Regions from separate parts of the Mus musculus genome. Here region 1 is linked to region 2. Evidence: chromatin loops called from intact Hi-C (ENCODE). Cell type or tissue: gastrocnemius. All regions are shown on one strand. Links, peaks and the distances in the headings refer to the core of each region. The heading gives the core; the rest is flanking DNA. Region 1 holds the start of Zfand3 (zinc finger, AN1-type domain 3). Region 2 overlaps Zfand3 (zinc finger, AN1-type domain 3).

The links. A loop is a pair of places that touch in the nucleus more often than their neighbours do. Peaks named below come from ENCODE experiments on the same cell type or tissue, not always from the same donor. Only the 100,000 strongest peaks of a DNase experiment are listed, where the experiment ranks them.
Region 1: it touches region 2 in a loop (1.8-fold over the local background); 4 of 42 quality-filtered maps call a loop at or near these places.

The regions. Positions count from the first base shown.
Region 1 is chr17:29,996,499-30,011,405 of GRCm38, forward strand. It overlaps Zfand3 (zinc finger, AN1-type domain 3), which reads left to right and starts at 8,541. Exons shown (of 6, transcript NM_001356265.1): 1 at 8,541-8,810. The coding sequence starts at 8,740. In gastrocnemius, for the core only: no CTCF peak of the experiment used is centred there; DNase peaks (open chromatin) are centred at 7,910, 8,196, 8,505 and 9,077; H3K4me3 peaks cover 5,015 bases; H3K27ac peaks cover 5,196 bases.
Region 2 is chr17:30,186,501-30,201,407 of GRCm38, forward strand. Zfand3 (zinc finger, AN1-type domain 3) reads left to right here. Exons shown (of 6, transcript NM_001356265.1): 5 at 6,063-6,230. Among named protein-coding and RNA genes, the nearest start is that of Zfand3, 190 kb to the left of the region's middle. In gastrocnemius, for the core only: CTCF peaks have their summits at 8,808 and 12,198; a DNase peak (open chromatin) is centred at 12,144; H3K4me3 peaks cover 1,499 bases; H3K27ac peaks cover 4,878 bases.

The DNA.
Region 1 (14,907 bases), core at 3,982-11,981, 190 kb before region 2:
GTATGCAGGATGCATGCACACACACACACACACACACACACACGCTCACATACGTCTACACACACATGCACACACACATGGACGTACATGCACATGCACACACATGAATGCACACATATACAACACACATGTACATGCATGCACATGTATACACACATGTGCACACATACTCATGAAGGGAGAATTGTAAGGGATACATTTCTATTGTTTATATGTTACCCAGTCTGTGGTATTTTGTTACAGTAGCCTAAATATTCTGAAACAAATAAAGACTGAATTATCCTCCCCAGGCGGTCAGGCCTCCTCTAATCCATTAAAGGCCTAAATGGAACAAAACAAAGAAATAAGACACAATTCTGATTGATGATCTGTGTGAGTCTGGACGTGGTTCTTTTGGTTGCCTTCAGACCCAGATTACAATTTTACACCATGGATTCTGCTGGTTGTAGGCCTTTGGATGATAGGTTTTGAGGCTCTTTGGTCTCCCCTCCCTGTGCCCCTTCCTCCTTCTCATCCTGTCAGCCCCAATCATCCTTCTGGAACACCAGCATTAATGCCTTTAGCCTTAAGACTATAGCATAGAACTGGGAAGAAGGCTCAGTGGTCAAGGGCATGCACCACTCTTACAGAGGGCCCAAGTTCAGTTCTCAGCATCCATGATGGGCAGCTTTCCACCACCAGTTTGAAGAACATCTGACAACACCTTCCTCTGGCCTGCCATGTCACCTGCACTCATGTACACATACCCACACACATACCTGCATACATACACATACCCACACACATACCCGCATACATACACATACCCACACACATACACATATACATACCTATACAATACACATAACTAAAAATGAAAAGACTAGCCAGAGGTGGTGGGACAAGCCTTTAACCACAGCACTCAGGAGGCAGAGGCACCTGGATTTCTGAGCTCAAGGCCAGCCTGGTCTACAGAGAGAGAGAGAGAGAGAGAGAGAGAGAGAGAGAGAGAGAGAGAGAGAGAGAGAGAGTTCCAGGACAGCCAGGGCTATGCAGAGAAACCCTGTCTTGAAAAGCCATTAAAAAAAATTATCTGTAAGCCTATGCGCAGAGATATCGAAGATGTCAAGACATCCATTTGAGGACACACTACATCCTGTATGATCTAATTTATATGACTGTGTACAAACCTAGCCTGCAGGCTATACACCAGGCTGTTAGCACAGGGTATCTATTGGTGGGGGGGGGGCAGTGGATTTAGGGAGGCCTTTTCTTTCTACAAAGGTCAAGAATTTCTGAAAGAAGTGATTATTTCTGTTCTTGTCAAGAGATAGAAAAGTCAGTAAAAATCAAATTTCACACCGCGACTGGGTGTGAGCAGCAGGGAACTCAGTGATGACGTCACCACCATACGGAGCACAGAATGTGAAATGGCAGTCCCTCCTGCCCCCCCACCCCCACCCTCTTTTCCATCCAAGTTTTTCATTTTAGTTCATTTATTTTTAGTTTCCCAAGAAGGGCCAGAGCATGCTTGGCTGCCCTTCTTCTCCCTTGGTTCCGAGAGTTTCTCCACGCCAACTGGACGGAAAGGGATTCAGAGAACCAACTGTGCATCAGAAAACTTGAGAGCCAGGAGGAATCTAACACAGGCTTTTGTTCAATGGGGGGGGGGGGGGGTGTTAAATCCCCAACCAGGCAAACCAAATTCAGGGAGAGAGCAGAAGCCACTGCGTTCTCAGATGTGTTTGGCAAAAAGTGTCTCATGACATCCTCGTGTGCTTCCCTGGCTGACCTGGCCTGAAATTCCCTAGATAGATCAGGCTGCCCTCAAACCTCTGCATATCCCACTGTTTTACAGAAGAGTCTCGGAGCTGCCCCCCGGCCAGCTGTACTCCTGCGACCCAACACATAAGGGGCCTTGGGTAGTTACTTGGGTAGTGTCTTTCCTGGATTTGAAGGGGCTCTGTAGCCCCGGAAAGAGCACACCTGGCATATGGTTGCTGGGTCTTACCCCAGGAGGAAGAGGTCCCATGTCCTTTTTCCTGGCAAGTCAAAGGCTTTTCACTGATGACCAAAACTTCTCATATCCTCAAATATCTAGGATATTTTGAGGTTCCCTGTTCCTGTGAGTCGGGGTTACAGGAAAGAGGAACTGGGGGCACTTTGGCACAGTCTCTCAAATTCGCGGAATCAGGGTTGCCGTGGGGTCTGAAATCTGGGGATTTCTTTTGGCAGATAATATGAGGATTAGGATTAAGGTCCAGGCCAGGGTTTGGATACTGGGGCTAATACCAGGTTACAATGGATGACAGCCGTGAAAGGCTTTAAAGCCGGGTTAGAGACTTGTAGGGTTAGGATTAGAACCGGGGGCAGGGCGCGGGGGCGGGGGGGCGGGGAGGATCATCTGCTTTCTCTCAGGCCCCTGAAGCCCCTTCACGGTCTCGGTTCGGGGTTAAGTAAGGTTTCTTGTGTGGCTCCACCTCAGCCACTGCTGTCAGGAGCCCTGGCTGCGCAGGCAGTGCTGCTCTTCCAGTTCGTACTGAGCATATTTGATGGCTCACTCCTATTGGGCCAGCAGTGAAGGCGAAGCTCTCCCAAGAGACATAGCCTAGGCTCATCTGGAATGCAGCGCAAAGGAGAAAACGATTAGGGCAACGACGACAGAGGCATTTCTTCCAATTATCTCACATTTTGGCCCCTAACTTGATGATACCCTGATACGTTATGGTTTCCCTGACCTTCCATCCAGTTATGGGGGCAATCCGTGGGAGATGGATCAAGGCTCTTCAGATCCAGCCCGAGGGCACCAAGTTTGAAGAGTTAGGCTGGCTTTCTTCATTGAACTCCAGTGTGGCCAACCAAAACTAGCACTTTCACCACCTTCTAGGGGAAGAGTCAGATGTGATTCAGGCCTTCATCGTAGAACCATTAAGATGCCAATCTGTATGTGGGTCTTGGGTTTTGGTTGATGTATTTATTTTGCAGTCCTAGAACATGGAGGCCATATTTTGCATGGCCTTGAACAATACCATTGAGCACCCACAGCTCTTATCCCTCATTGGTGCACGCTAGACAGGTGACTTACCTCTGAGCCACATCCCACATCCTCATTGGTGGATTCTAGACAACTGTGTAGCCTTGAGGCACAACCTCTCTGCCCCTTTTTACTTTTGGTTGAGGAAACAACCCGACTAGCCTAGCAGGGGTGGCACGCACCTTTAATCCCAGTGCTCCGGAGGCAGAGGCAGGCAGAGCTCTGTGAGTTCAAGGACAGCCTGGTCTACAGGGCAAGTTCCAGGACAGTCAGGACCACACAGAGAAACCCTGCCTCAAAAGACCAAAAAACCAAACGGAACCAAACTAAAACCAAACAAACCTCAGATCTAAATTGGTGTGTGTGTGTGTGTGTGTGTGTGTGTGCGTGCTTGTGTATATTTGTATACATGAACACAGGTGTGCCAGAAACCAGACGAAGGCATGGGATACAGGGAGCTGGAGTTACAGGTGGTTGTGGGTACTTCTCTACAAGAGCATTTTTAACGCTGAGCTATCTCTTCAGCCCCTTTTCTTTTTTTAAGCCGAGGTCTCACTAAATAGCCTCGCCATGTCTTGACTCACTTTCAGCTCAGGTTGTCTTTGGGCCTTGTGATCCTGCTCAGCTTCCAGAGCAGCTGGACCTATAGCTGTGCAACATCAGGCCCGGTGTGTGTGTGTGTGTGTGTGTGTGTGTGTGTGTGTGTGTGTGTGTATGTGTGGCACACCATGCACGTGGTTGTCAGAGGATAGCTTATGGGAATCAGTTCTCTTCCTTTTAACATGTGGGTCTCAGGGATTGAACTCACATGGCCTGGCTTGGCAGCCCTTTCCCAACAAGCCATGTAGAAGGCCCTCAACAGATATACTGAATGTAAAGCCAAATTGGCCTCAGTTAAGTAAACCATTCCGGCAAGACAAACAGGGTATTTGCAGAGAAGAGTAATGAATGTTGTCCTGTGAACTGTGACAGGTGTTACAGGGCAATGAATGTTGCCTAAGATGAAGTAACATAAGGGTGTGTCAATAATGTTCTCTTGGAGAGACAAAGGCCTGGGGTGGTTTAAATTGGAGCTAGTTCTTGGAAAAGTCTAGATCCTTATTGTCTTTTACACTTTCTTGCGTCAAGCTGTAGTTTGCTCTTTTGTGCTGTGTTCTAGTAATCTTGTTTTTCTTTTTCTTTTTTTCCCTTTCAGGGCTGAGGACCAAACCCAGGGCCTTGTGCTTGCTAGGCAAATGCTCTACCACTGAGCTAAATCCCCAACCCCTGTCCTGTGTTATGGTCACCTTTTGGAACCTCTCTCAAGAAGAAAACTGGGCTGGGCGTGGTGGCTCACACCTTTAATCCCAGCACTCGGGAGGCAGAGGCAGGCGGATTTCTGAGTTCGAGGCCAGCCTGGTCTAAAAAGTGAGTTCCAGGACAGCCAGGGCTACACAGAGAAACCCTGTCTTGAAAAAACCAAAAAAAAAAAAAAAAAAAAAAAAAAAAAGAAGAAGAAAACTGATCATTTTCTTTTTGTGATATTTTTTGTACAGCTTTAAAAAAATTTTTTTTATGTGTATTGGTGTTTTACATAGGTTTATCAGTGTGAGGGTATCAGAGTCCATGAGCTGCCATGTGGGTGCTAGGAATTGAACCAGGGTCCTGTGGAAGAACAGCTGGTGCTCTTAACTGCCGAGCCATCTTTCCAGCCCTGCAATGAGGTTTTTTTTTTTTTTTTTTTTTTTTTTTTTTTTTTTTTTATGTAAATTGTAGACAGGGTCTCACTATGCAGGCTGGGTAAGACTCCCTATACAAACCAGGCTGGCCCTAAACTCAGAGCTTCTCTTGCATCTACCTCTGAAGTACTGGAATTAAAGGCACAAGCCTGGAGACCGGCTGAGCTGATCCTCTTGAGAACTGCAGCCTCCAAGGATGGGTCTTTGGCAGTCACACTTGCCTTGTGAGAACCCTGACTATACCATTATATAGGGTATAAGACCAAAGTCTGACAACTTGATATAAACTAGACTGACTAGTTTCTTTCCCTTGGAAATTGGAACACTTTTTTCTTTTTTTTCTTTTCCTTGTGTATCCTTGGGTGTTCTAGAACTAGCTCTGTAGACCAGGCTGGCCTTGAACTTGGAGAGCTGCCTGCCCCTGCTTTCTAAAAGCTGGTGTGCACAAAGACTGCACAGGTAGAATCCACCAATATTAATGAGTTAGCTTGCTCTTGACATGAGGGTCAGTAAGCTTGGCAAATGTTCTCATAGGAGCAGGTCCAAAGAGAATGAAGAAGTTTTACAGGAAGAAGAAGGGGGGGGGGGGAAAGCAGAGACAAAAGTCCATGTGACCAGAGAGAAGGGACTTGAGGGACATGGCTTCCAGTTGATATTTAATGTCCTTGTGTGAGATTGGCCCATTGTGACATTCCTATTAGTATTTTCAGATTGTAGATAGTGTTTTGCTGTGTGGCCCTGGCTGGCTTTGAACTTGTGATCTTCTGGCTCCAGCTTCCTGAGTGTTGGAATTAGAGGTTTGTGCTGCTATGCATGCCCGGTTGCTTTGCAAGATGGTGGGAATTTTTTGTATTTTGGGATTTTTTTTTTCCTTGATACATTTATTTTGTGTCCATGTGTATGTGAATGGGTGCACCTGTGCTGTGGCTACAGACAGAGGGCAGAGAACAATTTCCAGGAGTTGTTTTTCTCCTTTCGCCATGTGGATCCTGGCATTGAACATGGGTCATCAGTTTTGTTGGCAGCTGAACAGACACACAGACACACACCGATTCACACACTACATAGACACACACACACATAGATACACATACCACACACAAATACACCATACACACACATATACAAAGACACACACACTGCACACACACACTACACAGACACACACACACAACATACACACACTGCATACACAGACACACAGAGAGAGAGGGAGAGGGAAAAGAGATTGATTTTGCATGAAGACATATGTGTGATTTTGGCACTTGCAAAGACAAGGCTCTAGGCAAGGACTGAATTTTTGTCAGATTAGTTTTTCCATTCAGCGAATATGGGTTAACTTCTCTCCGATCTTAGTCCTTTTGAAGACAGTTGTGTAAGAAGAGATACATATAGAGAATTGCTGGATTGTCCGATAATGGGCACAGGAAGGACCCAACTCTCCTGTGGTAGAGGTGGAGGGCATTGAAACATGCCACTGAAACAGTAGGAACATGCTGGGCCAGAGGGAGGAAGGGCTGTTGAGGCAAAGAGGATGGGCAGTCAGGGGAAATGATGCGAGAACAAGCAAGGTGCATTTAGGAAAGAACGACAGGGGGCTGACTTGTAGGGGACATGATGGAGAATGGTGGGTAGAGTCTTGGAGGAAGATAGAAGGCTAAGGATCTTACTTCCTGGATACAGGGAGCTTGAACTTGCTGGGAAGCCTCTTTGTATGAACCATTCTTGTCTCTAGAGGGATTAGACATCTTGGGTATTCAAGAAATGCTTGCTGAATTAGTGGCAGGCAGACAGGTGAGTGGTTTGTTTGTTGGGCAACAAGTACACTCACACCCAGCTTTCCTTTGGGTTTTCTCTTCTACAGAAAAGACAATCATCAAGAAGCCAATACAGAGAGATGCGAGTGGGGCAGGGGACTTCATCTTCCTGTTAGATTTAAAGGCTGCCTCTTTTTATGTGGCAATTCCATGAGTTGGAGAGAAGATTTGAGGGTAGCATGAGAATGAGGAATGCTGTATATGTTTATTCATTCCTCCCCCCCCCCCCAGTCTTGGTATGTCTATGGAGTCCTGGCTATTTTGGAGCTCATGATGTAGAGCACGTTGTCCTCAAATTCACAAAAACCTGCCAGCCTCTGCCTCAGGATGGCTGTGACTAAAGGCACGTACCATTATGCCCACCCAGCTCCTATGCACTTTTGACAGTTGTTCTATTGAAGGCGCGTGAATGTTCACAAAATCAGAATTAAACACTGTGGCGTTAAAGTTTTGTGATCATTGTCTTCCCTCAGTTGTACTGTTGCAAGGATTCTAAACTCAGTGTAATTCCTGGTTTTTAGGTATTTAGAGGCCATGAGAATGGATGTCAGCGGAAACAAACTCAGAGAATGCCCAAACTGATATAAAGGAAAGGAAAAGTACTATTTGGTAATAAAGTTAGTCTAAGTAATATTCTCTGGGGCTGGGTTCCCTTGGAGTTGAGAGGGTACATGGTAGCCTTCCCGTAAGTTCTGGACTTTTAAGTTGGCTCCAAACCCCTTAAGGTCAGGTCACTTCTCCAAGAGTTCTGGTGGACGTTTCTTTTGTGTTCAAATTAGTGATCGCTAGTGGACTATTCTGGTCACCGCTGACTGGAGAACAGAAAGAATTTAGGACTGTGGTAAGGAATATTAAAGAATTCTTTCAACGGCTCAAGTTTGGCCACTTATTAATGTCCAGTAGGGATCAAGTTAAATCTTCTCCCCCAAACCAACCATATTTACCCCAGGGAGGTTTTCCAAATCAAGATAGTGGGAGTGGACCTGGGGTACTCCAACTGAGGACATCAGAGGGGTGAAACACTTGGGCAAGTTCCTTCTGCCCCACGACTTGCTATCTAGAGATGTTCCTGAAATTCATTTATGGCAGGACGGAGGCCACTTTTCCGGGGGAACTGTCTGAGTGGGTTGGGAGTAGGGGAAATGGGAAGCGAGATTCTCCGGCGGCTGGCAGTTTGGGGAGGAACGCTTCGCGGCACTCATCAGGGGCGCGAGAACAGTGGCCTTGAAGACCCAGACGGCCAGCGGTGAACGCAGGACACCTAGGCAACTTCCGGGTTTGGAAACGCTCCACCCAGCTCTGGACAGACTACCAGGTCTCCAGGCGCATGCGCCGCCGCTCTGGGACCGACCCAAGTCACCCCAAACAACTAATTGGGCCCCCGGCCCGCTTGGGGCGTACCATTTGTCTCAGCTGGGGGGTGGAGGCAAAGCTCCCCCACAGGACTCTGAAACCCGCTCTCCTTCCTCAGCCAGGAGCGCAGGCTAGCTCTCGTAAAAGTCCTGGGAAGATGGAGGGCTGAGAGGCGGCTCGCACGAGGAACTCGGGAGGAGCACGCACCGCCCAGCCTCCGAGGCTCTGAACAAAGTGGCACGCCCGGATCCCAGCTGATCCGTCGGGCTCCGGCGGCGGCGGTGGCTCCCCCGGGCGAGACCATCGCGCCGCCTCGGGAGGGGTGTCCGCCTCGGGGAGGGGGCGGAGCGGCCATTGTCCGGTCAGCGCAGTCTACGGGGCGGGGGAGGGGATTACGGAGCGAGCGGGGGCCCGGGGCGTCACAGCCGGCCGCTGCGACTCCACTGCCGGCGGGGGCTACGGGTTCCTCCCCACCCAGCCCCGGACCCGCCAGCGCCGCCGCACGGGACAGCGCCGTGGCTGGGGGGCGGCGGAGAGAGCCGCCAAGGCCGCCAGATCTCCCCGGCTCGCACGGCCCAGCCCCTCCTCCGCAGCTCCCCTCCCTCTCCTCGCCGCGCCCCCCCCCTCCGCAGGCCGAGTGGTGCGGCCCGCCTCCAGCTGACCCGCCTGGAATCCCGGCTCGGAGCTCCGGACTCGCGCCCGCCTGCGCGCCCGCTCCCTCCCCCTCCCCCCGCCCCGCGCCCCCCGCCGCTGCCGCCGCCGCCTCCGCTTCCTCCGAGGGGGGCTCAGGCCCAGCCGCCGTCGCCTCCGAGCTCCGCCGCCGCCGCCGCCGAGCACCATGGGAGACGCCGGGAGCGAGCGCAGCAAAGCGCCCAGCCTGCCGCCTCGCTGTCCCTGCGGCTTCTGGGGGTAAGTGTGGGGGCAGGGGCGCGGGCTCGGGCCTCGGGGTGGCGGTGGGGACCCGAGGGAGGCCAGAGCCCCGGGAAGCTGGGCCGCGGAAGCCGGGCCTCGGGGGAGCGGGCGGGGACCGCGGCCTCGGCCTGAGGAGGGCTGCGGGAAGGGGACGCTGGTGGGGGGGGGGGGAGGAGGAAGAAGAGGAGGAATAGGAATAAGAGGAGCAGGAGGACCAGGACCGCTCGGGCCGCGCTACCCTCTGTGGGACTCGCTGGCCCGAGGCCGGCTTGGGGTGAGGGGCCACGGGTGAGCCGGAGGGACGAGGTGGCGGCGCTGGCACTTCTGACGGGGCAGGGTTGCCCCTTTTCCTTTTCCCTTGGCCTGTGGAGGCCAGTCCGCCTCCCCCTCATCTTGGTATGAGTTGGTGCCCAGCCATCAGGAGGGTATTTCCTCTGACTTTTTCACCTCCCCTCCTCCCTGCTGCTCCCCGGGAGATTTGCATCATCACTTCCTAAATTATATCTCAGTCCCCATTTGCTTTTAGGAAGCTGTTCACACGTCATACGTTTGAACAGATCCAGGGTCCAGAATTTGGGCTTGGGGTGTAAAGTTAAAAGGCATTGTTGAGGGTCTTACTTTTTAATCTAAAACATGTTTCAGGGAGTCTGTAAAATTACTCTGTCCAAAAAAACCCCTCCTCCACCACCACCACCACCACTACCACCACCACCACCACTATCACCATCATCACCACCATCATCATAACCACCAGCAACAACAAACAACAACAAGGAATCCCCCAAACAGATAAACACCCCTACCCAACTAAACCGAACCGAAAACAGAAACTTCTCAACAGAACCTCCAGCCAGCCTAGCTTGTGGAATGTGAGAGTTGCCTTCCTTCCTTGGCTCTCAAATTCTCTTTCCCTATTAAAAATTTTCTTTTTAAATGTTCACTACACAGAGTATAGAATTCCATGCCTCATTAGGGTGAGTTGGGGGAAGTTACAAATAGATTAGATAGATAGATGGGACCCCCCCACTCCTACCAGCAGTTATAGTTGGTCCTTGGAACACTTTGGGTTTTCTAGATTGTCACCTAACAAGCAATGGTCACAGCTCATGACTAGTTCTGTGTAAGGTTACTGGAGAGTTACAGCAGCTTTTGAGAGTCAGGCTTTTTATCCTTTTTAAAGATTGTGTTGGGATGTATATGAACGAAATTGGCTGTTTCTAGTGAAGATACCCTGGGAAGTAGCTATTTTATACTCCAGGAATGGTTGATAAAGAAATTAAAGACATGCTTAGGAGTGAAGAAGAGTAGAAAGTGCAGTGTAATGCAGATCTCTGGAAGGTTTCAAGTGTATCCTTTCAAAAAATTCTTCAGAGGAGGATAGGGATCTAGGACAAGTTGTAGCCTTAGCAGAAATTCCAAAGATGTAACAGTGTTTTAGCCGTAGAGTCTTCTTTGAATTTTAATTTGATTTAAAACATTTTAAAAGTTTATTTTGAACTTTATTATGAAAAAAAAAGTTGGAAAAAAACCACACATCAAAATTAACCAGCTCCAAAGACTTTACAGTGAGAGTTGTTGGAGTTATTGGCTTGTCTGTGAAGTGCTGAAGTGTTGGATGGATAGTCCAATTCTCCTAGGGATCTGACAGGGTTAGCTAGTACTGGATGGGAGGCATGCAGATGATGGGATGGCTAACTTGCTCCTCCTTGTAGGGAGTGCAGGGTGTGGTGGGCGAGTGCTCCAGAGAGCCTAGTGTCATCACATTTATGACATCACTTTGGAAAAATGTAGTGTCACAAGCCCTAAATTGTAACTTACTGTGGGACATGTGGCCTTAGAAAGTAGCTCCCAGTGCCCACCTCAGTGATTGCGCAGTGTGGAGAGGTCTGCTTCCTGGCAACCTGCTCTTATGTCCTTGGGACCATTAGTGAATAGAGTGAAGGCAATCCCTGCTTTCACCAAGGCTTAGAAGCTGGAGAAGTGGATGAAGGAAGCCCCTGCTTTCAGCCAGCAGATTTTGAGTCAGGCTACGAGACTTTGGTGGGAGCAGACAGCGGAAGTCTTGACCCACAGCACCCAGGCTTCCTTCATTTCTACTTTCAGTCTGTCCCCCTTACGAGCTTGGGTTTGCCTAACAGAAGTAGTGAGCACGAAGCTAGTAATTACCTGGTAACACGTTGTAACACACCCTTTTAAAACCTTTCCTAAGGGTGATTGTAGACACGTGTGTAGTTTGTATTTCATGCCAAAGAGTAACCAAATTATTGTCTTTGTTATGTCATAGCTGATTTTAATCATTTTCTTGTGTTGCACAGGGCATAATTATACCATGTCGATCAGGGGCACTTAGAATATGTTCAACACAGATACTTGAGTGCCTCTGTGAGTAATGGTGGGTGAGAGTCTTGGCACATCCTCAGGTGTGTGAGGCGGGAGAGAAGTAGCTTGGGAGTTGAGTAGGTGGTCCTTGTGCTGAGAGAAGCAGTTGCCCTGGGAAGGTGGAGGTGGAAGAGGGGATCCTGGAGGAAGTGACTCTTCAGCAAGGACATGGTGTAAGAAGGGTACATGGTAGAGAGGAGGAGGAGGAGTGTTTGAGGCAGAGGGAATGGAGTGGATGGAGGCCAGGAAGTGAGGGAGAGGGTGAGCAACAGGGTGGCCATGGATAGATTGTAGAGAGGAGTCAGCTGGGAATGAGGTGAGGAAGTGGAGATTGTGGCTGCGTGGGCAGTGCTGAGGCCTTTGGACCTTCATCCCGAGGACATGGCGAGTTAATAAAGAACGCCAAGCTTGGCTGCCAGGATGACCTTTGATATGGAAGGTTACTGGTTATCTTGAGAGTGGCTAGGTGTGTGGGCGTGATTGTATGTTTGGATGGATGTGGTGGTATATGTGTTTATGGAGTGCTGGCAGATCTGGAGATAGAGAACACCTGTCAGAAGTAGTAATCGGGGCTAGCCCCCACAGTGGCATGAACATGTCATGGCTGGGAAGAATACAGATGTGGATGGACATCAAGGGATGTAAGATATCCCTCGTCTTTTCCTTCCGTAAAAACAAAAAGGAGGCTCCCAAGAACTGTTGTGTGGCAGGCACAGCACTCTGGAAGCTGCAGGTCTTTAATGTGAGCTAGCCAGGGCCCACACCCAGGCCTTTGCTGAGGATCCTCTCTACAGAATTTTTCTGGCATTGTGAGAGTAAAGGGAGTTCCTTCAGAATTGCTGCTTTCTCCAGTGACTCAGGCTTTAGTATTTGCTGCTGAGCATTGTCTGGTCAGGACAGCAATCACAAGGGCTTGGCAAATAGGAGAGCTTTGAGCTCTTTCTTGTGGGTGCACAATAGAAAGGAGAATGCCAAGGGTAGCATGCAGTTCAAACACAGTTTCTAGCACTGTCTCTGGTTTATATTGTGTCACTGGGGTGGGTAATTGAAGTAATTTATAGAGACTGTCTCCTTATTGGGAAACCTGCTGCCTTGGAGATTGTTGAAGACTGCTCTGTTTATAGAACTTGGAAGTTCTTTATGTGGTAGAGACTGTACCTTCTAGGATTAAAACAGTCTGTTCCTTGTGACTTGGACTTAAAAGTTTTAGTGAAATATGATCAGTGTCTTGGTTCATTTTAGACATTTTGAAATCAGGCAAAAAAAAGCACTTATTGATAATTGCCATATTTGAAATAAAGTTGTCAGTACATTTCTTTAATATGAATACACTTACCTCTTTTTCTCCTATCCCCTCCTTTTCTTTGGAGACAAGAGTTTTATTATATAGTTCAGGCTAGCTTTGAACTCACTGTAGCTCAGGCTGGTCTAGATGGCTTACATTCCTTATGTGCTATGATTGTAGGTACTTAACACTATGCTTAGCTTGAAAGTACTTTCACACTGTCTAGATATATAAGTAGTATTAATTTATTTAAAATTGCTCATGCACTTAAAAGTTGACTGAGGCACAATTTTTTTCATAAATATTTTAGGAAGCTGTTGAACAGTTTGATGGACTAGCACATGCCATTAATCCCAGCACTTGGGAGGCAAGATCGGTAGACAGATTTCTGTGAATTCAAGGTCAGCCTGGTCTATATAGTGAGTTAAAGACCAGCCAGAACTTCTCAAACTCGAGAGTGCGCAAACACACACACACACACACACACACACACCCCACCCACCCACCCACCCAAGAATATACCGTGTATACTCGCAGGTTGATGAGATGGCTTAGTGTATAAAAGCACTTGGTGTTTAAGTTCAGTTCCTGAGACTCCTACAATGGAAGGAGAGAACCAGCTGACACATATGTTTCATGGCATGCATGTCTTACAGACAAATGTAACTTAAACCATGAAATGTGGTTACATTTTTAGAAGAACAGTTTCATATACATGTATTTCTTACATGTATTTTTTATTATATGTCCAGTTCTCCCCTCTACTCCCCCTAGAACACCCCTCACTTCCTCCAGGCTGTCTCCCCACCATAGTATCATAGTATCTTTTTTTTTTTTGTAATCCTCTGCATTCAGTCATTGCTGCCTACTGGAATGTTGACTGTCTTGTTGGCTTTGTCTCGTGTGGATCTTGTGCATATACCCACAGTTGCAGAGAGTTCCTGAATTGAGTGGCCACGGCATGGCATTGCACAGGACTCCTCCCTACCCTCCAGCTCTTACACTCTGTCTCTCTGTCCCCCTCTTCTGTCATGATCCCCTGAGCTCACGAGCGAGCCTGTGTGTGTGTGTGTTGGTTCAGCTGTCTCATTTATGACTTGAGTGCTAACAGTCATTCTTATTACTTTAGTTATGAGTCTTTGTGTTAACTGCTGCCCACTGCAGGAGGAAGCCTCTGAAGTCCATGGGTGTAAACATGCTATTCAGAAGGTAGCTTGACACCATGTCAGATAGTAAGGTGGTGGCACCTGCATGTGACCTAGGTCTGGTGGAGTGTCCTTTCTCCATCCTTTCACCCTCAGGGAATGTTTGCCTTATGATGAGTCCTGTCTCTTGGAGGCAGCATTTTGATGGTATCTGCTCTTAAAAAATACTATTCTTATTTTCTGTATATGAGTGTGTATCTGTGTACCATATGCGTGCAGTGTTCTTGGAGGGATTGAATTACAGATGGCTGGGACGGTCATTTGGGTGCTGGAGATCAAACCCAGGGTTTTTGGAAGAGCAGCCAGTGCTCTTAGCCATTGAACCATCCCTCCTGGTTTCTGCTCTTTGATTTAATCAGCTGGTCTGTGTGTTTTTATTGGGAAAGAAATTGAGACAGTCCCTCCTTCCTTTTATTTTTGTTTACATTTTCTTGTCAGGGTCTTGTGTAAGTCCTGTTTGGCCTGGAACCTATTATGTAGACAATGAATGGTTCTTGACCTCTGGGTCGACCCTCTTTGTGGTGGAACAACCTTTCACAGGGGTTGCCTAAAACAGAAAACACAGATATTTATATTACAATTTATAACAGTAAAGTTACAGTTACAAAGTAGCAATGGAAATAATTTTATGGTTGCCAGTCACCACAACATGAGGAACTGTATCAAAGGGTCACAGGACTACTAGGAAGTTTGAGAACAGCAGATGTAGACCATGGTGGCCTTGAGTTCATAGAGAGACCTCTGTTACGATTAAAGGTGTGTACCAGCACAATTGGCAATGTTCAGAGTTACTGGAAAGTGTATATTGACTATGACTACTGTTGTTCATTTTGTTGATTTTTATACTGTTTGGTTTTCTGCCCTCTGTATCTGTTAATTCTAGTGTGGTTTTTTCTTTCCTGGATGGGTATATTTTTTTTCTCTTTCTGAAAGATTTCTTCAAGTTTTTTTTTGTTTTTTTTTGTTTTTTTTTTTTTTTTTTCTTTTTCTTTTAGAACTGAGTTAGTAATTATGGGGCATTTTTATTTTTCTTTCAGTTTTACAGATAGTGTTGCTGGGTATACAATCAGGGTTGGTATTTGTTGTCGTTGCTTTCAGGTTTCAGTTGACCGCTGTTATGAATGGCACCACCTTATTTGTCACTTGGTGTTTCTCTCCTGATATTTCCTTTGTCTTAGATTTCGTGTTTTAATTATAGTCTGAGGGGTGCTTCTTTTCTGGCTTT
Region 2 (14,907 bases), core at 4,331-12,330:
AATAAATATCTAATAATGAGAATGAACTTTGTTACTTTTCATTTATGTTATTAATATAAGAGTTTCCTTAGTTTAAAAAAACAGCAACTTGACCTAGTCAACAATGAATACTCAATGAATACATTGATTTGCATGACTCTGTTGGACATGAGTCACTGGAACACAGTCAGGCTGAAGGAGAGGATGAGGAAGTAGTATTAGTTAGGTCACCTTGCAGTCTGGGCGACCTTATCCAGATGTCCAGTGTGTGTAGGTACTGTGGAGGTAGAGGACTCTTCCCTCCAAACTCCAGAGGACCTGGGGTGATCACAGGACACCTACCCTTTCTGTGCTGTATATGGGTTTGTTGGGTGCCTAGAGAAATTTTTATGGTTTTGGTTTTGAATATGCATTAGAGAAGTAGTATGCAATTTAAAATCTCCTTTCTTAAAAGTTCATGATTGTGTGTGTATACATATATATTCATAAGTAGAATGAATTGGAATGTGTCACATTCCATAGGAAAACTCAAAAAGATATCTAAAAAGTCGTATGTGCTGCTACTCGTAATAATGTCTTCTAGTCAAGAGATGCCTTTACCGTGCTGGGGTCAGCCTAGAGAGAGCCCTGGGCCCTGGGTTCAGCGGGATGGACAAGGCACCTTCTCCAGTGCTTCCGTGACCACAGTCAGATGAGAGCATTTACCCTCTAGAAGATTCTGCTGTGTTTTGGTTTTTGAGTATCCCAAGGGCAAGAGCCCCTCAAAAGCTTGGTGCTACCCCACCCAATTTCCCCATCTTCTTTACCAGCACAGAGAAGAGCCAGATGTCTGTGTTGAGTTTATAGGGTCTGTGGAAGGATGAACCCCGCCCTCGTGTACCTAAGAGCATGGGAAGCCACCCCAGAAAATAGCTTGGAAGGTGGGCGGGGTTAGTGGCTAGCCTTGTGCTGCCCAGCGGGCTGCGAACAGGTGAGTGTTAGGTGGTTAGGATCTAGGATTGGCATCTAGCATTCTTCACAGGAGAATCTTAGTCTAGAATGCCTCTAGAATCTAGGTCTGTCCATGCAGTGTTTTGTTTTTTAAGTTTGCTATTCTAGGGTCATTAGACCCTAGAATATAATACATTTATAAGAAAGGGAAAATCCCATTTGAATTAAGTACAAAAATAAGTTTTTAGTGGATAATGAGGGAGCTCACTGTCTTGAAGGTTTTGGTCCCCCCCCCCTTCTGTCTGTCTTTCTTTTTTGGGTACACAGAATAAAATGCCAGATCTAATCCCTCCACATGCTCCAAAAGCAACGCGTAGGAAGGAGCCTGTGAAACAGGCCCTTTTCAAGTCTCTTTTATCAGTTTTTCCAGGGAGAGGCTGGTGGGTTTCGCGGACAGAGGTTTTTAGCGGCTTAAGCTCCTGTAAATGGTGGAGGGAGAGACAGCAGTGATGTGTGAGGGTTCATTAATTATTGCTCTTACTGATGGCTGCACAGGCTGTTGGGATCATAAATGTCAATCTGTCAAGAGACTGTGATAGGTCTGAAAAAACTGATTGAGTACCTCAAAGCTGCCATGGAGCGGAGACAGACAGACAGGCTCCTCTGTTTCTCGCCTGTGTGCAAGGTGTGGATGAAGGGGGCTGCTTCTTTGTCGTTCGTTGTCTCTAGCTTTGGGGTTCTGTGCTGTGGGCTGCCTGGAGCAGAGGGTGTGAGGCCCCTGAGTTGTCAGCAGGCCACAGCCACTGTTAGCAGCCTGGAGTGGGCGTGGGCTGCCAGCCGTACAGCGCCAGGAGAGTAAGAGAGACGGGATGCGGGCTTTGACAGGCCTGACAGAATTCATTTGGAAAACTTCAGGAGAGAACATGAGTAATAAAGACAGGAACAGTGACAGAATGGAGCAAACGTGGATCTCTGTCAGAGACAAACAGTTTGAAAAGGAGCAGCCCTGTTTGTTGCCGTCAGGCTGCCGTTGTAAATGTATGCCTTACTTGAAAGACTCAGTGCTAGTTACTGTCTGCTCTTGGCTAGCAGAGTCCAATTAGAGGAATTTCTCTCTGTAGACATTTGTTTTTTAAAAACACTGCACTTGTTTCCTCTGTCACATGATGAGCAGTGGCTGTCTTCAGACCAAGCAATTGGACACCAGTTAAATAGGTGAAAGTTTTCTATAAGGTCTCACGTGGTGTCTTTGTCATTGCTAAACACTGGCCGAGAAGAGGGGTCTACAGCGTTGAGGGCCTGGCATGGGGTGTGCAGCCAGCGTGGGCATACCCAGCCTGGAGTAGTTCTCTGGGGGGAGCTCACTGGGAAAATGTGCTTTGTTGGCTCTTTATGAAGGACCTTAATTAGAAGTCACTCGGAACTCCTGGGGTGGGAACTGTATCAGCCTTGGCACTGCCACTCCTCCTGCTGCTAATGAGCGTGCTCCCCTCTGAGGCGCTTTCTTCTGACAGTTACAGCTGAGTGTGAGAGTTATTTCTGTTCACCTTGCTCTCCGCATTTAACCCTTACTGCTCAAGTTCAGCATATGCAAATAGATTAGTTAGATGGTCTCTGCCATTGATCCCCAAGCTGAGAATGCTACAAGTTAGAGGGGCTGAATCTCAGAAGCAGAAGGCAGATAATCAAGGTTTGATTTTTTGTTTTTTCCTTTTTACTGTTAACTCATTTTTAGGTCTTTTCTGAGAGCTTTTTTTTTTTAAACTGACTTAAAATTTATAATTGAATAGTTGAATTATTTAGGTCATTATTATGTAATTAGAATCTGTACAATAGACATCTGTTTCTCTTATTTAGGTAATTTACCCCACGGCACAAGGTTTCATTAAATAATTAGCAGAGGAGATATAAAATTCTTCCATAGCCATGATGCTGAGCCTGTAGACTTCTGTTTATTTCATTAGCTTCTAATTAAAACACCAAGTTGACCTGTGAGAAAAATGTTGGAGAGTGACTTACTTCACGGAGAAGTGACATGCAGTGCAATCAGCCTTGGCGGCAATGCAGCAGACAGTGGGAAGTTTCAATCCTCACCTCCTCACACCAGGGAGCCTTAGAGGGCGCTAGGGTCTCTTCCCATTTAATGTAAGGCCATCAGTGAGGGCCGAGGAAGTCAGTGTATCCCAGAGCCTTGCTGCTGAGGGTCTTAGTGTCTGGGAAGAGTGCCTTAGTTCTAAGAGTGCAGTCTGCTGAGTGGGTCATCTTAGTGGAGAGCAGTGGTTCTCAGCCGTGGGTCTTTCTACCCCTTTGGAAGTCAAATGACCCTTCCTCAGGGTCACATGTCAGATATTCTGTATATTAGATATTTATAATATGATTCACAATGGCAGCAAAATTACAGTTATGAGTTGGCCACAGGGTAATTTTATTATTGGGGGGTCACAGCATGAGAAAGGTTGGGACTACTGCTGTAGTCCTGTAAGACTGATGCTCACAGCACAGCTGTGCATAAATGGTTTGGTTGTCCACTTACACAGAAGTGAGGGCACGGCTCTTGGAGAAACGACTAGGGCCCAATGGTCGTGTAGGATGGCCAGTCCTTTGTAGGCAGAAACTGTTGGTAGAATCAGAAGCCTTCCATAGGCGCTGCTGTTTGAGAATACCTCCTTTGTGTTTTCTACAAGAACACATGCAATCTTGGTGTCTAAACGGCTAAAGGGAATCTCAGCATTGGACCACGCACATTTGTTCCCTAGCATTCTTGTTGGCACTGTTTGACACATGATCTGATTAGATGAAAGTAAGAAAAGAGATCCAGCCTGGGCCCTCCTGACTTGGAGGGGCTCCACCAAAGCAGGTTTGGTGAAGATAGATACCTTGGTAATAAGACCATGCAGACACGAACTTTGGTCGCAGCCACTTCGACATGCAATGTGAATACTTTTCTTCACAGCACCTTCTTGATGCCATTGAGTGCTGCAGGGCTCCCCTCCAGCATTATTGACGCCTGAAACCAGAAGTGTGTGTTCCCCAGTAGGAGGCACACTTGGCCATTTGGGCCAGAGTCCTCAGAGAAGCTGTGAAGTCCAGCTCTGTGATTTTACAGAGGGGTGGAGGTGAGAGAGGCCCATGGTCTGAAGGGTCTTTTTTTCTCTTTTTACATTATAAATACATTAGCACCATGTGTAGCCTCTTATGTTTAGCTTGCTTGTTCATTCATTCAATTGGCAGGGTCTCACTTTGTAGCCCAGCTGACCTGCAAGTTGCTATGTAGACCCAGATGGCCTTGAGCTTCCAGAGATCTGGCTGCTTTTACTTCCCAAGTTAAAGTTTTCAGTCTGGAGAGAAGGCTCAGAGGTAGAAGAGCTCTTCCTTCTCTTCCAGAGGACTGGGGCTGAGTTCCCAGAACCTACACAGCTGGTTTGTAACTACTATAACTCTCCTGGCCTCAGAGGCCTTCCACATACATGTGGTGTGGGCAACACACACTCCTCTCCTCTCTTTCCTCGCCACTCTCTCTTCTTCCTTTCTCCTCTCCTCTCCTCTCTTTTTCTCTCCTCTCCTCTCCGCACCCTCCTCAAAATAATTTAAAAGAGGTTTTCCACTTGTCTTCATTGTGTATGGACCACACCTCTTATCTCAGGTTAAGGGACATTACTTTAAAAAGATATTCTTCAACTAGGACATGCAGTAGAGGGTTTTTGTTAGGTATCTAAATAGGGTTATTATCACAAATAGCACCATTTTTGTTGAAAAGAACCCCCAGGAGAGCAGTGTGGCTCACTCGAGGTGAATTCCTTTTGTCGGGCTGTTTTGTAATGATTTACATTTAGATTGTTGTTTTTGCTTTTGCCGAGGCAGGAGGGGGGGTGTCTGGCCTGTGTGGTGGCCTTAGTCACTGCACTAACGGTCTGGGCAGCTTGGTTCAGCAGAGCTGGGGAATAGGCTCAACTTGCTCTCTCAGTTGCTCTCATGGAGGGCTTGCTCAGTTGGTTTGTGTTGGGGAAATGTCACACAGGGCTGAGAGCAGCGTGAGCTGGCAGCAGAACCTGTGCCTCTGAAGAATGGTGCGGGGCGTCCATCTCAGGTGGCAGGGGCCAGAGCGGTGGACACGCTGTCTATTCCACACCGGACAGGCTGGGGAAGGTACAGAGATAGCCTGTGCCAACGTGTCCCAGCATGCTCCAGCTTCCCCAAAAGTCCCTTCAAGTAGAGAGCAAGGACTGGTAGAGGGTTCGCTCATCCTTCTAGTGCCCGCTTGTAGCCCAGGAGGCACAGTAATCACTAAGCAGGTGAAGACCCCCCGTAGCTCCCCCCACCAGGAGAGCTAAGGACATTTGGTTTTCATTCCTGTGACAGACACCCAGCAGGCAAGGGTCTTAGGGTTGGTTTGCGTGTGGTTCCAGAAGTTCCAGTTTCTGCAGAAGGGAGGGTGTTTTCTTTACATCGCCTTCTTGGGGCCATTGAATACTGCAGGGCTCCCCCTCTTCAGCGTGCCCACATCCTGGTAGACGGGGAGAGTCCAGGGCAAGAGTCCTCCAAGTGACACACCCCAGTGACCTCTCTCCCTAGCCAGACCCTGCCTTGCATAGTTGGACCACTTCCCACCCAGTCTCTATAGCTTGACTACACTGATGCAGTGCTCACAGAGTCTCAGCTCCCTCACAGACACAGCCAGCGTGTGCTGTGCTAATTTCCTAGTGTCTGCTGTCTAGTCGGGGTACAGGACTAGCCCTCATGGGGCATGCCTCCCCACAGGGGGATGACTAAGGCAGAAGAGAGGACAGGGACAGGTGCTCCGTCCACACGGGTCAGTCCGGGAATAAGACTTAGTTGAACATTTGACTGGAGCAAAGACTTAGAAAGGTTCCATGTGGCCCTGGGTGAGCAATGCTGTGGGGAAAGAACATGGCAGTTCAGAGAGTAGAGGTCAAGGCAGTCGGGAGACAGATGTGGATGGGGCAAGACTCAGAGGGAAGAGAGGGTGCAGGTGGTCGTGCAGGCTCTCGATAGGTGCTTCTTTGAGGATGTCAGTGGTTGGAGGCAGGACAACTTGGGGGTCACTTGGTTGCAGTGTGAGGAACTAATTGGAGAGACTTGTGTCTACCCAGCCAGGTAACAATCCTGATTCCTGCATGTCTTGTTTTGGTCAGATTCACAGTCCGAGAACGAGGCCTCACCCGTGAAGCGACCGCGACTAGTAGAGAACCCCGAGCGGCCTGAGGAGAGCGGCCGGTCGAAGCAGAAGAGCCGGCGCCGCTGCTTCCAGTGCCAGACCAAGCTGGAGCTGGTGCAGCAGGAACTGGGATCCTGTCGCTGTGGTGAGCCCCCCACCCACACCCCCAAGGCACCATCCTGGTCTGTCCTGTCTCACACACACTTGCGCTTGACTGCTCTCCAGTCAAGACTCTAGAAAGGAACAAACAAACAAACAGGAGTCTGTGAGGTGCGCCGTGAGACTGCAGATACGTTCACTTGGAAGAGCTTTTAATATACTCCTCCCCGCACCCCTGTCAGCTATGGCTTGATTAGATGCTTTCCTTGTGGAGCCTCCGTTGCTCAGCGTGGGCCGCCTGCCTCTTAGGACTCGGCACGCAGATGTGATTTCTAAACTCTGTCCTGCACACAGTGAAACAAAACAGGCAAATTCTGCTTTTCTTCCTATATCATGGCACAAAGATGAAATGATAGCTCACAGTTTTCCTGTCCCATGGTCTGTGGAATAGAGTTGTCATCTGGCAGCCTCTGAGAATTCTCCACCTTCCATTCTAAGAGGTGGGCTTTACCTCTGCGCTCTGTTGAGCTGTAGCTGTCCTACATTAAGGGTACTGGGAGCTGGCAAGTTCAATTTGGGGCATTGAGTGACTTCTAAAGAGAGAACCTTTTCTGCTCTGTGCCTCAGCTGTCTGAGCTGTGTAACTAGGGGAGCATGGGGTGGCCTGGCTTGTCGAAATGCTGTTCCTGGCATGACCGGTCTATGTTTGTCACTGTCCCTCCCTGTGGGGACAGGGAAGGTGGGGTGTGGCATTCATTTCTGCTGTGAATTGTGAGTAAAGAAGAGAGTTGGGTAGCGGGAGCAGACACTGCAGGGTTTTAGACTCGGCTTACCCTAAAACCCGTGGTGTGGCCCAGTGAGGCAGGGTAGTTCTGTGGCAAGCTGAGGACATTTTGGGGTCTGGTGGCTTTGTTCCATACTGACAGGTCCGTATGGTCCCTGAGGTTGCAGGTTCTTGCTCTGTATTGAGATGAGCTGTGCTGGTCTTCAGCTCTGCATTCTGTTAGCTCTCCTTGCCCTTATTATACAGACTGCTTGTCTCTTGACTAGAGAGGTAGAAATATGCTTGTTTCCTCCTCAGCAGTGACTAGGTGTGTGGCAGCCTGTAGGATTTGCTGAGGGAGATGAAGCAGTTGGCTTGCTGCTTTGCCTCTGGCAGTGGCTAATGCTCCCAGAATTTCCTCTTCAGGCAGGCAAGGGAGTTTACAGAGTAGTTTAGAAGACCCAGGTCTCCACATTTACCCTGACGCTTTGATGCAAACCACTCAGTTTCCACAGGTCTTAGCACCCAGCTGAAAAACGTCAGGTAGTAGTTATCAGATGGCCCTGTGCCTCTCTCTGTGGTCAGCTGCACCATCAAAGTGTCTCAGTTATCCTCACCCCTGACCAGGAGGCTGGGTCTCTATGTAGAGTTCACTATAGACCTGAGTTCTTTCTCAGTTAGGTAACAACATGTAGTTCCTTGACCAATTCTAAGATAAAAGTCCCTTTAGGTGGGTCCTTCCTAGAGAGCTGGAGTTCACTCTGGTCAAGGAGAGCCTTTGACCATGAGCTCAGAAAGGCGACTATGTGACCTGCCACTGTTTAAAGATGAAGGGCCTCAGGAGCACATGTGCTCTGGGGCCGGCTCTGACTAACTGCTTTGTGCTGCTCTCCTGGCTGCCTGCTTGGATTCCTCTAGGAGAGGGTGGGCTGTGCTGTGTGGCGATTTCCTTGAGGATACATGGAGTGTTTTGAAGATATGAACTGCCCTGGAAGGTGTTAGAGGGAAACATATTTACTACTGAAAGGGAGGACTCAACATAGTTGAACTTAAAACAGAATACTTCTCCACTGCAGAATAATCATTCTCTGTATATATTCCCGATCTTTTCTTCCATTCCCCTTCCATTCTGTACAGGTTATTAACTGCTGACAAGAAATTCACATCTCATAAATAATGCTTAAGAGCCATTGCTATATAAATTGAATGTGTTATGAATTGTGATGGGCCTTTTTGTAGCATTCAGTGCCTAGAGCAGGAAGAAGAGAGGATGTCATTTTCATTAATTTCTAATGAGGTGCCAATTAAAGGCAGAGAAGACGTTCCAAAGGGAAGAGTGGCCAAGCTCCCCAGAATCCTCCGCCCCGGGGCTGTCATCCAAGCACTGCCAGCAAAGCCTTCTCTAAAAATTCCATTAAATTACAGTCTCATCGAGAGCACACAGACATTCAGCTTCCCTTTGATCTTCAGAAGAGCAATTTGTAAGGCGAGTTCCGAGCCTTCTCACACAGGACAGCTGTGCTGATAGGAATTGTTAATTGCCAGGATGACGTTCCCTGGGCTTTTGCAATAAGTAGGTGGGTTTGAAGATGATTTCTTTTGTCTCACGGTGACTGAGATAACCTTTTGTCAACAGTCCCAAAAGAACCCCCTTCTCCTGCGCAGTCTTCCCAGGTACCAGTTAGACAAGGCATGTAGGACATGTGGTGTGGGTAGGCTGGTCCTCTGACCTAGAGCGTCTTCCAAAGTCCAGGTCTCGGGACAGAAGACAGCCACACAGAGCAGGCTTGCTTGTTGAGTTTCTGCTTGACAGGGTGGCAGAATTGGTCATTGCAAGTCTTGTCTCCTAAGGCCATCTAGAGGATGTTCTGAGTCTGGGCCATGCACAGCACCTAATGCTGTGCCCTCTGCATAGCATTGCTTCTCAAGAGCACAGAATTGCCTGTCAAGGACTAGTGTAAGGTCTTGTGTACATGTTTGTATGTTTTTAGTGTGTGGCAACTTAGTGGGCTTCACACAGGACCAGAGGCACTTTTATGACCTCATGGTAATCTCACGTTCTTGACTGTTTTCAGAGTAAGTTTTCTGTTCGTGTCAGGGCCCATGGTGCTGGGGCTGGGCTCTGCATGGGGTGCGTGGGACTCTGTGGTGTGTTGTCTTCGTGGGCTGCTGTGGCCGCTCTGGGTCTGTCATTCACTGTCACTAACAGCTGTTCTGAGATGACCTTTCAAGGATTTTGTTAAGTTCTATGAGGAGCAAGAGATGTGGGATGTGCGAGCTCACAGACCAAAGGCTAAGTGTGGTGCCGTGAGAAGTTCCTGGGCAGTATGTTGGGACACGCTTGCCCCCAGAGATTCAGTGAAGCGAGTCCCGCGTGACCGTTACTACCACTCTGCACACCCTTCAGCCTTTAGGACTTTTCATGCAAGCAGTTGAACAGCAGGCCTGGTCTTGTTTTCAGCTCTATTTGGAAATAACATTTTGTCTCAGGCCATTATCTGAGAGCTGCTTGTGTTCACCTCGGCTTTGTCGTCCTCTGAAGTGTTCCCTGGGGCCACAGACAGACACTGTTGTGTAAAGCCAGTCCCTGCAGCACACTCCAGCTTTAGGGAGCTCACTCCAGTGCTGCTGCCCTGGGTCCTCCGCCCATGGTTCGTGTGTGTGTGTGTGTGTGTGTGTGTGTGTGTGTGTGTGTGTGTGTGTGTGTGTGTGCGCGCGCGTGCGCGCGCGCTGATTTAGCAATGCTAAACTTCCAGAGTTGCTCTCCCCTTCGCTGCAAGCTCTTGTCCTTGATCAGGTGTTGTGCTTATTATCTTCAGTGTGGTTTAATCCAGAACATTCTTACCAACTTTCTGTTTTACAATTTCAATATTTTAAAATAAGGCCCTCTCTGTTGGACATGCACACACACATATACGCACACAAATGTCATGGGTTTTAAGGTCCAAGCGCCCTTCATCTGGGATCTGTTCACTTGTGCACTCTCTCTCAGCTGCTGTCCGTTGTGCTATGAGCTGTCCTGGAGCTTCACTCTGGAAGGCTCAGTGCTCTCCAGTCTCTCGCTGTTGATGCGGTTTGATTCGTGTGCACACTCGACTCTCCACCTCCGCTAGTGCACGCGGTTGTGCGTGCGGCATACTTTGGCAGTATTGTCCATGCTTTCATCAAAGCCTCCCGAGAGGCTGGGCACCGTGGCTTATGCTGTTAATCCCTGCACTTTGGAGACAGAGGCAGGAGATCTTGGAGTTTGCTAATCTGGTCTATACAGAGAATTCCAGGACAGCCAAGGCTACATAGGGAGACCCTGTCCCAAAAAAGCAAATGATGTCCTTGAGGTTTGGCATCTAGTTATGACTCTTGCCTGAACCAGTCTCATGTGACAGTTCAGAATGATTTGATTCCACAGTTTCTGTTTGGCACTGGCATTCTTTGAGTAGAGACACCTTTTTTTTTTTTAAACCTGTAGTTGCCATGGATCCCTCCCTCCCTCCCTCCCTCCCTCCCTCCCTCCCTCCCTCCCTCCCCTGACTCATGAGTCAGTGCTATAGATAATGTTTTCCATTACTCACATTGTTCCACATTTGGCCAATTGAAGTTCTTTCAGCCCCGCTCCTGTCTCCATTGAGGAGTTGAGGGAGGAGTGGGAGCATAACAGGATGTGTCCCTGTGTTTCCCTTCCTCCCCCCACTCCAAAACCAGCTACTTCTGCAAGGGTTGTAGGAGGGGTCCTATGCTGGGCCTGACAGGAAGGCACGCACACACGGAACAGCCTGTCGCCAGACAAGCCAGCACTGGAGTCGTTAGCAAGTTACAAGATGCCTTGAGAGGATGGGCGGGAGGGCTTCATCCCACCTGGAAGGCTGGACTGGCTTCTGCCCTTCAGGCCTTAAGGATGGGTATGGCTTAGATGGAGGAAAGGTGAACACTTGGGCAGTGTTTGTTGTGGGGGGGGGGTTGCAGCTGGGTAGAACTGGCATCAGGTCTAGTAGAAAGAAGAGGCTGCCCGTTCTCGGTTGAGGAGGTCGGATGTTAGCTCAGGGCAAGCACCGTCAGTGGGCAACATGATCTGACTTCTTTTTTTAAGTCAAGCACACAGCCGGAACTAACTGGCTGATGGCAATGGAGAGACCCACTCTGCAGGCCTCCTGCTTTTGAGTCTGGTAATGAAGGCCCACGTTTCCCCTACTCCTGAGGTAACACTAGGATGTGTGCTACCCATGGCTCAAGAGGAAGGTGAGTCTTGTCCACACTCCCAAAAGGGAAAAACTATCCTCTGGTGGGAATTAGCTTAGGTGAGAGAAGTCGCACTCCCCCCTCACTGTGCCGGCTCATACAAAATGGCCACTTCCCCTTCCTGTGCAAGAAGAGCTCTGGGCTAAAACCAAACAGCTGCCGAGTCCCTGTGCTGCTTGTCTGTCACAGCTAACGAAGTGTCAGACCTGCTCCCCTCCAGAGGTCCAGCCTGCCTGGGTGCCTGGCCAGGGCCATGTGGGCACAGCACAGGTGTGGGTGCTGCCCTGCCCAAGCCAAACAGCCCGTGGCAGAGGCTGCATTCATCATATACCAGACACCTGATCTCACCTCAGTGACTGTGTGTAGCTGCCGCCGCCTTAGCTCCTACCAGAGCCCAGACTGTTTATAGACAAATGGCGATATTCTGACATATACATTACTGATATTTTATAGATTTGATCTAGTAATAAACAATTTTGGTTAATTCTTTGTCCAGAATTTAAAAAATTTAAAAATGAATATACAATAACATTTTCCATTCCATAAAATTCTCCGTTTTGCAGTTCAGAAAGTTGAGGTAAATTCATTGAGGTTGTGTAGTCTTTACCGGTGGCTTTTTAGTCCGCCCTTCTAGAAGGACTCAGCCCCTCCAGCACATTCACCCCCTGCCCAGGGCTAGCCAACCACGGACCTGCTTTCTTTGGCAGTTTTGATTTTTCTAGAATTTTAGAGTTCGTGGATTCATAGTGTGTAGTCTTAGGTCTGTGCCACATGGCAGGCTCTGCGAGTCGTCTGTGTTGCTATCAGTCAGTCTTCCTCTGAGAATGCCACATTGAGAGGGTAGGCCGTGTTTACCAGCTGCAGTGAGTGCTACCTAGAAATCTTTAGGTGGAGTGTTGAGTGGTAAGTGAGCGTCTGACACTAGCCAGCACCAGCAGCTTTCCCGGCTGTGCCAGGTCACAGGTCGCCGGCACTGCTTCTCCGTGCTCTTGGCAACCTTCAGCACTGGGCTGCTCCTCTCCAGCTGTCCTAGCGAGTGCCTGTCCACCCAGTGGTAACTCTCTTCTTCTTGCACACACTGAGCATTTTCTCCATGGGCCTTCACTCTGCAGATATCCTGGTGAACTGTCGCTTCACCTTTCAAACATCACTCACTTTACGCACGCACATGTACACACACACACAGACACACACACACAGACCTGAGGCTGCACACTCCCACCCTGCAGCAGCTCCTGCTTTTGAGCCTGATAGTGAAGGCTTGGAGTTGCTGCCCTAAGCGTTTCCAGACGTCAAGCACAAGCCTCTCTCTGTTCACTTAGGTCTTACACTTACTCAGCCCTGTTTTATAGTTCTCAGAGTGTGTCTTCTGTGCAGCTGTCCCAAAGTACTTTGAATTTCTGATGGTACTGTGCTTAGAATCCCCAGTACCTCTTGTTAGATTGTTGTTCCCTCGGGAAGCACAGTAGTTTTTTTTTTGCAGCCTCTCTAGCTCCTGTTAGTGCCACCTTCCTAAGATGCTGCACACGCGTGGCATGTCACCTGTGAACACAGTCACGCTTCCTGGGGCTGTGGGCCTTCCTTCCATTCTTTTCTCCTCTTGTCGGGTAGATGCACAGAGAGGGCCGTAGGTTAAATGCTGAGCACACACTTGCCCTTGGTCCACCTACTGCACCTCCTGCACCCAGGCTTTTCTTCAGTCTTCGGCTGAAATTGTCTTTTCAGCATTAAGTACAATTTAAGGGTTAATTTCCCACCGCTGCCTTCACCCTGGCAAGAGCTAGTGCTTGTGTTTAAGGAGTGTGTCCAAGAGAGTGTGGGAGATGTGCACAGGGCTCAGCAGGGAAGCTGTGTGTGGCTTGTAGGTAGGTTTTCCATACCACAGCGTCACCGCCTGGATTTCCCTGTGGACTGTAGTGCTTACTGTGTCTGTTGACTGCCTGTGCAGTGTCCTTTCCTGCCCTCAGCTGGAGACTTCAGCATCAGTGCACCTCCCTGCCACCCTGTCCTGCCCTGCTGTCCACCTAGGACCCAGCCTGTCTTCGTGAATTCTTTGTGTGTTTCGGTGCCCTGGGTGCCCCTGGTTTAGGACACATGGCCTGAGTGTATTGAGTTATGTGCAGCAGGTTTCTTCTTTGCTTCCTGTGACCTGAAGCTGTTTTCCCCTCCATGCGTCTTGGTGCTCTTCAGCCACAGGATGTAGTAGTTTCTTTCCTCCTCTGCTCAGCCCCAGAATTTCTAGACCACAAATACCAAGCAGACGAGCAGTAAACACTGTTCACCCCTTGAGCCTGTCGCTGCTTTTGCTGGACGATGGCCCAACCCTGGAACATAATTCCTTGTTAGCTGAGATTTCAGTGCCATCTTTTCTCCTAGATGAGTATCAGTGAAGTTTGTGTCTAATTCTGGAAAGTACCGTTACTTAAGCAGGCCAAAGTCTGGATGAGGTCACACAACACAGGTCCTGGAGACAGATTCCAACAAGGCAGCCACTTCAGCTTCTCGTCTTGTTTGCCAGCAGGAGACAGAACACCACCCTGCGATAACAGCAGTGGAAACTGGTTTCTCTGAGCATCTTTTGGGGATGGGGCACAAGACAGGATTTCTCTCGCATAGCTTTGGAACTAGTTCTGTTGACCAGTGTAGCCTCAAACTCAGAGATCCACTTGCCGATGCCTCTCCAGTGCTGGGATTAAAGGTGTGCACCACCTCCCAGCCTCAGCCTGTCTGTTTGCTATGGTCTTGGGTTGTTGGCTCTCACGGTGCTGGGTGTTGTTGGCACTGCAGCTCTTCAGTCTGTGAGACTCAGAGCCAGGCTGCGGGGGAGCCAAGTCCCTGGGACAGGACCAGGAGGGCCTTGAGAGGGCTGGGCTGGGTTAGCTGAGAAGCTGCACCCCTTGCTGACTGACTTAGCACACCTCAGCTCTGCTGAGATGGACTTCACACAGCAGAGTTCAGAGACAGAAACAAAAAAGGTGATTGTGTTAGTGGGTCACTGGAGCACTCAGAAGACCCAGGCGCTGGCTCCCAACAGCCCCCTCCACACCTGTGAGTGAGGCATTCTTCTCATCCTCTCCTCCCAGTCTTGGTTTCCTTGGAGCTTGGGTTCTCAGACTCCCCTACTGTCTGACAGGCTGGATCTGGGCTGTGTGGGGGTGGCAGACAAGTCATATGGACTGACCCCCGACTTCTGACAGCTGCCCTTGGAGTTTTGCAAGGCCCAACAAGCCTCTTCCTCCTGGGTGCTCCCTCCACTCAGGCCAGCGTCCTCTTGGTCTGGGTCAGTCCTGGCCCTCGAGAGGGGGAGCTGAGTTAACACAGGACGGCTTGTGAGTCCTTGTCATTAATACATGGGGCGACATGCTTCTCTGTACTTGCCCTGCCAAGCTACAGATTAATCCAGGAAGAGAGGGAGGCTCTATCTAGATTTACAAGTTAAGGGGCCAGATTTATGTTAATGCTCTTGCTTCGATTAAATCGTTCTTCCCTAGAGCCGAGCTGTTGTACCAGGGTTAATTTTCTGTTGAATTTTGAGTAACTGACCAACATACTAGTGTGGTGATGGGAAGCGGGCAGGAGTGGAGGCTGTGTTGAAGTGACTTCTCCACTGTCCATCCACCCAGGTCATCTGTGACCCCACAGCCTCACATGCTGTCCTTATGTGGCTCTGTGGGAATCTGTGAGCAGATGCTTGGATTGATCACAGCAGTAGAAAAATAAATCTGTT